2 separate regions of the Mus musculus genome follow, and region 1 is linked to region 2. A link is a contact called in ENCODE POLR2A ChIA-PET data. All regions are on one chromosome and are shown on one strand. The core of a region is the stretch at or near the end of the contact, and the rest is flanking DNA. Distances in the headings are between cores, read along the strand shown.

What was found. ChIA-PET counts read pairs that join two places held with the same protein, here RNA polymerase II (POLR2A).
Region 1: POLR2A ChIA-PET joins it to region 2 with 10 read pairs in Patski. The contact joins the enhancer-like site here to the promoter of Ttll5 in region 2. POLR2A ChIA-PET finds 5 or more read pairs at or near these places in 2 of 5 experiments (Patski and embryonic stem cell).

Annotation. Positions count from the first base shown.
Region 1 is chr12:85,867,907-85,871,601 of GRCm38, forward strand. All of the region lies in intron 9 of Ttll5 (tubulin tyrosine ligase-like family, member 5), which reads left to right. It overlaps Gm51990 (a long non-coding RNA gene), which reads right to left. Exons shown (of 2, transcript XR_003950216.1): 1 at 1,533-3,695. Among named protein-coding and RNA genes, the nearest start is that of Gm51990, 4.2 kb to the right of the region's middle. Within about 2 kb of position 1,808, at least 2 of the 3 ENCODE cell types and tissues checked have a DNase peak (open chromatin) inside an H3K27ac peak, as active enhancers do.
Region 2 is chr12:85,822,754-85,826,649 of GRCm38, forward strand. Ttll5 (tubulin tyrosine ligase-like family, member 5) reads left to right here and starts at 2,167. Exons shown (of 34, transcript NM_001081423.3): 1 at 2,167-2,333; 2 at 3,700-3,871. The coding sequence starts at 3,798. It overlaps Erg28 (ergosterol biosynthesis 28), which reads right to left and starts at 2,140. Exons shown (of 5, transcript NM_021446.3): 1 at 1,718-2,140.

The DNA of each region.
Region 1 (3,695 bases), core at 558-3,057, 45 kb after region 2:
AGTCAGTCCCCATGCAGGTTGCTGCTGTACAGTCCCCATGCAGGTTGATGCTGTACAGTCAGTCCCCATGCAGGTTGCTGCTGTACAGTCCCCATGCAGGTTGCTACTGTACAGTCCCCATGCAGGTTGCTACTGTACAGTCCCCATGCAGGTTGCTGCTGTACAGTCCCCATGCAGGTTGCTGCTGTACAGTCCCCATGCAGGTTGCTGCTGTACAGTCCCCATGCAGGTTGCTACTGTACAGTCCCCATGCAGGTTGCTGCTGTACAGTCCCCATGCAGGTTGCTGCTGTACAGTCCCCATGCAGGTTGCTGCTGTACAGTCCCCATGCAGGTTGCTGCTGTACAGTCCCCATGCAGGTTGCTGCTGTACAGTCCCCATGCAGGTTGCTGCTGTACAGTCCCCATGCAGGTTGATGCTGTACAGTCAGTCCCCATGCAGGTTGCTGCTGTACAGTCCCCATGCAGGTTGCTACTGTACAGTCCCCATGCAGGTTGCTACTGTACAGTCCCCATGCAGGTTGCTGCTGTACAGTCCCCATGCAGGTTGCTGCTGTACAGTCCCCATGCAGGTTGCTGCTGTACAGTCCCCATGCAGGTTGCTACTGTACAGTCCCCATGCAGGTTGCTGCTGTACAGTCCCCATGCAGGTTGCTGCTGTACAGTCCCCATGCAGGTTGCTGCTGTACAGTCCCCATGCAGGTTGCTGCTGTACAGTCCCCATGCAGGTTGCTGCTGTACAGTCCCCATGCAGGTTGCTGCTGTACAGTCCCCATGCAGGTTGATGCTGTACAGTCAGTCCCCATGCAGGTTGCTGCTGTACAGTCCCCATGCAGGTTGCTACTGTACAGTCCCCATGCAGGTTGCTACTGTACAGTCCCCATGCAGGTTGCTGCTGTACAGTCCCCATGCAGGTTGCTGCTGTACAGTCCCCATGCAGGTTGCTGCTGTACAGTCCCCATGCAGGTTGCTACTGTACAGTCCCCATGCAGGTTGCTGCTGTACAGTCTCCATGCAGGTTGCTGTTTTGCTTCTAGGAAGGAGACATTGGGTTTCCAGAGATAGGGTATTGTTCTCACCAAAATGATGGTGGTCCATTTTTTGTGTCAAAAAATAGAATCCAAAGAGACTTTGTTCTGGATTATACAACTGTTGGAGGATCCAATCTGGATGTAAGTGAGCTGAGAAAGTCCCTTTTGAGACAAAGTTAATAGCCAAATTTGCACTGAAACAAGAATTTATTTTAAAAAGATATTGAGTTGGAAACCACGTGAGTTGTCAGTGACTCAACGAAAGGTAGCCTCAGCTCATGAAAGTGTCCCAGGGGGGTTCTGAGGGCTGCACCCAGGTCAGAGAAGTGGGAAAAGACTTTGAAAAGGCCTCTTCTAGCAAAGCCCTTCCCAGCCGTATTACCCAGTGGAAAGGCAGAAAAGACCCCAGATCATTTGTAATTCCTTTCTTCCCTCCCCTAACTCTGGGCCCTTGCTCAGTAGCTTTGCTTGCTAATTAACACTGACTCCATGGGGTATTTACCTTTTCTGTGCTAGATTCCTGTGGTTTTGAAAGAATTCAGGTACTTGGTGATTGCCAAGGAATTCAGATTACCTCACAGGCTGTACACTGTCCAGAATCTGCCACCGCAGCAAGTAGGGGGAAGAGATACCAGCGACAGAGAGAAGTCCTTCCTAGCCTGTCACTCTCCCTGGCAGGCCTTTGCTGTTTGTGAAGTCTGAGTCATTTCTGGCTCTGAGGACCAAGGATCAGGCTGGTAATCCCCTCCCAGACTCTGCAGGGCGCTGCCCAGTAACTGCAGCGTTTTGGCAGTTTCCCTGCTGCAGCTGGTTGACAGCAGATCAGAGCTCTCCGGCTCAGGCCGCCTGTTGTCTTCCATCAGATTTTTCTAGGTCAGGCTAGGATGAAACTCTTGCTTCTGGCAAGAGTGCCTGAGATGAAGTCTCATTGCCCGTGACCCCTCTCCGCAGGAAGCTCTACATGCTAAAGATGACTCAGGTGCTACTACTGCAGTCTCCTTGCTTTGTGCATTTGTTCTGAATGTAGAAGATATACCTACCAAATTGAGTACTTAACTCTTCTATACCTAGGCTCTGTGATGCCGACTGACTGTAAGAGTATACACTGTCAGGTGTTCAGGCCACGTCATAGTTTGTACGTGAGAGAAGCATTAGTAAGATCTTACTGACTTTGTGCTTGCTTCCCCCTTGTGCTTCTTCTATATTGATAAAGGTCTTGAAACAAGCAGCTTAGGGGCACTGTGCAGTACTATTTATAAATTCCCACCGCAGATCCGTCTTGCTTGCCATTGAGTCATGTTCCAACATCACCGTCATCACTTTCTTACCATTTAGGGCTCTTGGTAGGGTTTTTTCCCCTTTCCCTCTGTCAGTTAAAGAATTAAAAGTCAAGAAAAACAAACAAACAAACAAACAAACAAACACCACTTCAAATATCAAGTGCAACAAGTAGCAGCAGGGAAAGATGTCAAGACAGACCACAGAGTGAGCTGGTTAAAAGAAAGGCTTTTGCTATGGGCGAGGGAGCCCAGAACAAGGCACATGCAGAGAAAGTCCCTGCAGGACAGAGACTGGGAAGCCAAAGCCTGGCCTTTCCTCAGCAGCTGGGATTTCCCAGTCTTTGAGGGGTCTTCAAAGGCGCTTCCTCCCTGAGTTTAGGGTTTTCCCATTTGAACGAAGAGAGGCTGATAGATCCACAATTTGGGGGTAAACATGTCCTGATCTGGCCTTGGACCTGTAGGACCTTGTCAAACTGCTCCACAGGCTCTAGTGGCTGGAGGGAAAGCCTGAAGACCTTTGTGTGTGGTCAGAAATATGAGGGAGGACGGAGCTGCATGTTTGCTATCTTTGTTTCCTAGTCATGGCCCCTCTTCCCCTTTGTCTGCCTAGCAAGATCTGGCTGACTCTAGTCACTCAGTTGAAAGTACATTTTAAAAAGATTTTTCTATTTTTATTTCATGCACATTAAATGTTTTACTTGTGCGTGCGTAAGTGTACTACATGCATGTATTGCTGGGAGAGGCAAGAAGAAAAAAGTCCGGGGTTCTAGGTGGTTGTGAGCTGCCACATGGGTGCTGAGAATTGAACCCAGGTTCCCTGGAAGCACAGCCATTGTTCTTTATTGCTGAGCTCTTAATCTCTTCAGCCCCAGAAAATGCGTTTAACACACCGAACATGCCAGGAATGTTAGCTTTGCAATCCGGTTACTGTTGTGTATTGGTTGTTGCCCTCCTGACAGTGTGGGCGACTGGCTACAGCGTGTTCTACTGCTCAGGGTTACAAGGCAGAACCAGTGGATATTGATAGAGTGAGAGAAGATGAACATCCAGAACTGAAAGTGTAATTCCTTCAGAGTGCAGAGTTCCTACACCATCATAAAGCAGCTGTCCAGCGTGTCTGTGATTAAACTCTTGTAAGCCGGGGCCGCCTAAGACTTCATTTTCAAAATAAGGATAATCTATATTTGTTTTCAGATTGATTTTAAAAAATGGACATATAGTTCTTTTGTTATCTGTTAGCTCTAAAATAATTTAGAGTCCAGAGTTCAGATTATCTAAGAAAGTAAGGTCCCATATTTTCTTGACATAAAGGTCAAGGCTATAAAATTCTGTTGTGTGGGCTTTCTTAAATCTTAAATTTTGGAAGTTTCATCTATCTGCTGTCT
Region 2 (3,896 bases), core at 917-3,416:
TTCATGCCATCCCTTTGCAATACAAATAGCTCAGGGTGATTCAAAATCTACTCAGATACCTGGACACATCCTATCAAATGTACAGAAGTTGCATCATACACTTGAATGGAAACCATAGTGTAACTGTCTGACTAGTCTTCTTAGTTTCCCTCTGCATGGCTCCCAGACACATCATGTTTCATAAACTAAAACAATCGAAAAGACTTGGAAAAGACCTGTCATAGCTTGATGTTGGGTTTCAAGAAAAGTACATTAGCTATAGTTACGGAACACTTGTGTCCTACACTTATATGTGCCCCAAGTATATAACATCTTATTTCACTCACTCCCTACATCAGGATAGGCAGGCACTATTAGTATTTCCACTTTACAGATGGGGATCAGAACCAAGAGCTAAGTGATTTGCTTAGGTAACATAGCTAATATGTGGCTGAGTGCCAGGGTCTGTGGACTCTGTTGCAATACTCCCTCATAGAATGTTTTGATAAAGTTCTCATCTTTTAAAAAATATTTACTTATTTATTTATTTAGAGACAGGGTCTTACTATGTGGCTAGTCTGGAACTCTACATAGATCAGGCTGGCCTGGAACTCACAGAGATCCATCTGCCTCTTCCTCCTGAGTGCTGGGATTAAAGGTGGGTGCGGCCAGGTGCAGCAAAGTTCCCATTTTTTGAGGAAGCTGGTAGGAGAGAGAGCTAGGTTCGGTACTTTTTGTTTAGCTCAAGCCTCGCTGAGTAGTGATTTCCATCAGCTCTAAAGGGATCCCACAGAGACAATTTGTCATAGCCACCATCATATTGGCCCTTCATTTACCTATTGTCAGGCTAACTGCTTTGGCCTGAAAGCTGTAAGAAACTATCAGGCTTCCCTTATCACTGTGGTAATGTTTCAGTATGATTCCCTACTACCCAGTGTATATAGACATCAAGTGAAGTGATGACGAAAAACCAACTATAAAGGGCTCCAGGAGAGAAAGGGTGGACCCAGAGGAAAGAGGTCTCAAACGGGGACTGTCCCAGTCTAGAGATGCTGGGGTGTGCTGATCTTCACAGACACTTACAGCATATGCCAATCTACTTCTTTTTACTTTCTCCTCTCAACACCAGCTTGGGTTATTTAAAAATCCCCCCAGCCCGCCCCCGCACACACTCCCTTTCAGTAGAACGTAGAACTTACACCCTCCATTTATTTCACAGATCTTAGAAATCCCAGAGCTGATGAAAACACACCAGAGCATTTCTGTATGACTCTACCAATTCTTTAAACCCATTCCCTTGGAGTTATGAGGTGGAGAGAGAGGTGGGGTACACCCTTGCCCAGGTCAGCATGGATGCGATACTAATTAACAATCAATAGAGGCAGACTCCTATCCTAGCTACACCACTCATATCTGAGGGGTTCAGACAAGCCAGTGAGACTCTAGAGACTCGGTTTTCTCATCCGTAAAATGGGGATATAAGCCTCTATCTCGAGGGTTACCCGATAATACATGAGGAAAAGTGAAAGCTCGTTGCAGAGCTAGGTTCATAACGACTGCCCGTTCACTCACCCATCCCCAGAATTGACCAAATCTCCATTTTCCTAGCACCTCCTCTTGGACATCGTTTCTAGACTCCTCCACCACCACCTCCGGTTGCTTTCCAGGCAACCCCCACTTTCCTAAATTTTGCAGATAGTTTTACTCGGGTGCTACATCCCACTCCAAATTCTCCTACCTGACGATCCAGTACTACTGCAGCAGTATCAGCAGCATCCGCAAACCAGCTCTCCCTAGGCCAGCTCCGGTCCCAAGTCCACCTGGGCCACTTGTTCCCGCCCCCTCCCTCAGCCCAGCTCCAGGATTGGGTTGTTTTTGTCAGTCCTCGTTCTGATTGGCTACGCTGGCTCAGTTCGAGCAGGCGATAGGGAGTGAACTCCTTTGCTGCCAATCAGCAGTTGCCGCCGCCTGAGCCTCTTCCTGCTACGCCGCTCACGCGGTAAACCCTTCTGTCGAGCGTGGCGGAACTCTGAGTTTGGAGTCAGTCTTTTAGGGGTGGGGAAAACGCAGAGAGAAAAAGGAGCCAAGAAACCTTCTGGTGACAGCCTGGGTTGGCTCTGGTGTCTGAGCGCGCCGTGGTGACGCCATCCGTCAGCGCCCGCAGCCGAGCGTTGTTCGCGCCGCTGGCGGGCGCCTGCGCAGTGGCTCTTAGCGGGCGGTTGCTTGTTGGTTGTTGTAGTAACGGGGGAAGCAGCCTTCGGCGGCTGCGTTGATTCGGGCTGGGGAAGGAGGAGGGAGGTGAAGCAGAGCGTGGTCCCCGCCTGCCGGCCCCGAGCCGTGAGAAGATGAGACAGGTAAACGCCTGCGCCGGCGCGCTCCGGGGAGGTGCGCTCCAGGGTTAGGCGGGCGCCGCTGCGCTTCCCTCCGAGCTCCGGAGCAGCTGTTGGCTTCCGGGCGTGCTGGGCAGAAGCGCTGCGGCAGAGTCGCCGCGTCCTTGCCTGCGGAGCTGCCTGGGGTTGGGGTGTGCTGGGCTGGAGCTGGCGGCTGGTCCCTGTAGGGGCAAGGACTTCCTGAGCATTTATCTCGTTCTACTCTTCAGGGAGCCGAGGAAAGGTGGGCATCCCTGAAGGTTTTAACTTAAAAGACTCTCAAGCATTTTTGGGTAAGGTCGAGAAGTTCCTTTAGGAATCACCCGAAAAGAATCATTGAGGTTGTTTGGTATTACTCATTTCTGCTGAAGATGTGTAGGGTCGGGGTTAGTCACTGTTGCTGCTTGCTGCAGTTGCTTTGTTTTTGAGAGTCTTATTGTATAAGTCAATGCACAGACCAGCAAAAGCTTGGAGAATTGCCACGAATTGATTATCTTTGAGTAGTGACATTAAGGTTAAGCGTTTTCCCTAAACGTTTCTATTTTCTCTATAACGAACATGAAACTTTTTCTCTATGGAAAGTGTTTGAAGTTAGAAGCCTGGGAATTGGAGATTTCCTAATTTTATGTGTCTACTTGATATCCGGATTAAAATGTGTGATTAAAAAAAAAAGTACCAATAATTAGAGTATTTGACTTCCCCTTTCCCCGGCCATTTATGTGATCCCTGCTGAGGAGAAATATTTTCACCACCCTTTTATTAATAGTTCGGGTGATTTGGTTTTCCTAGAAACATAACAGCTTATTCTGTTTGCTTGTGGTAGAGTCTGTATAAATATTGGCAAGGGTTTTGAACCTTGGATTTTTATTTTGATCCTGGTCAGATTTGTTTAGCAAAGAATTTTCTAAACATAGGCTTATCAACTGTCCACATCAGTGCCCTAAAGCCTCTCCTTTGGTGCTTGCTCTTTTATTATATAAAACGACTCAAATTCAGTAACAGCTTTTTAGATACAGCAGAGACAGTATCTGTTTGAAAAAAATTTTGTGTCATACCCTTTTAATCCCAGCAGAGGCAGGCAGATCTCTGAGCTCTAGGCCAGCCTGGTCTACAAGTGAGTTCCAGGACAACCAGGGCTACACAAAGAAACCTTGTCTTGAAAAACAAAAACAAACAAACACAGAAAAAAAATTCTTGATTTTTGTGATATGTGAGGTGCACTGTGGCAGAAGGTAAGCTTCTAGAGACTGGAAAATACTCAGGAATATATTTCTTTTCATCTTAAAGATCATGCAAAAAATCCTGAAGTATGCAACTGCATTGTCTTTGAAGTCCTTTGACTTTCTTACAGGAGTCTGTGCCATCCAAATTGTTTGATCCAGTGAGACTGCAAGGAAGAAAGGTCTCTGAGGCCTCTGTGTGCTGACTGTATGACAGACCCCAAAGGAGATGCCAGTTGTGATGGCCCGGGACCTGGAGGAGACAGCATCGTCCTCAGAGGACGAGGACCTGGCCAACCAAGAGTGAGTGACAGTCAGCCCGCCCTTA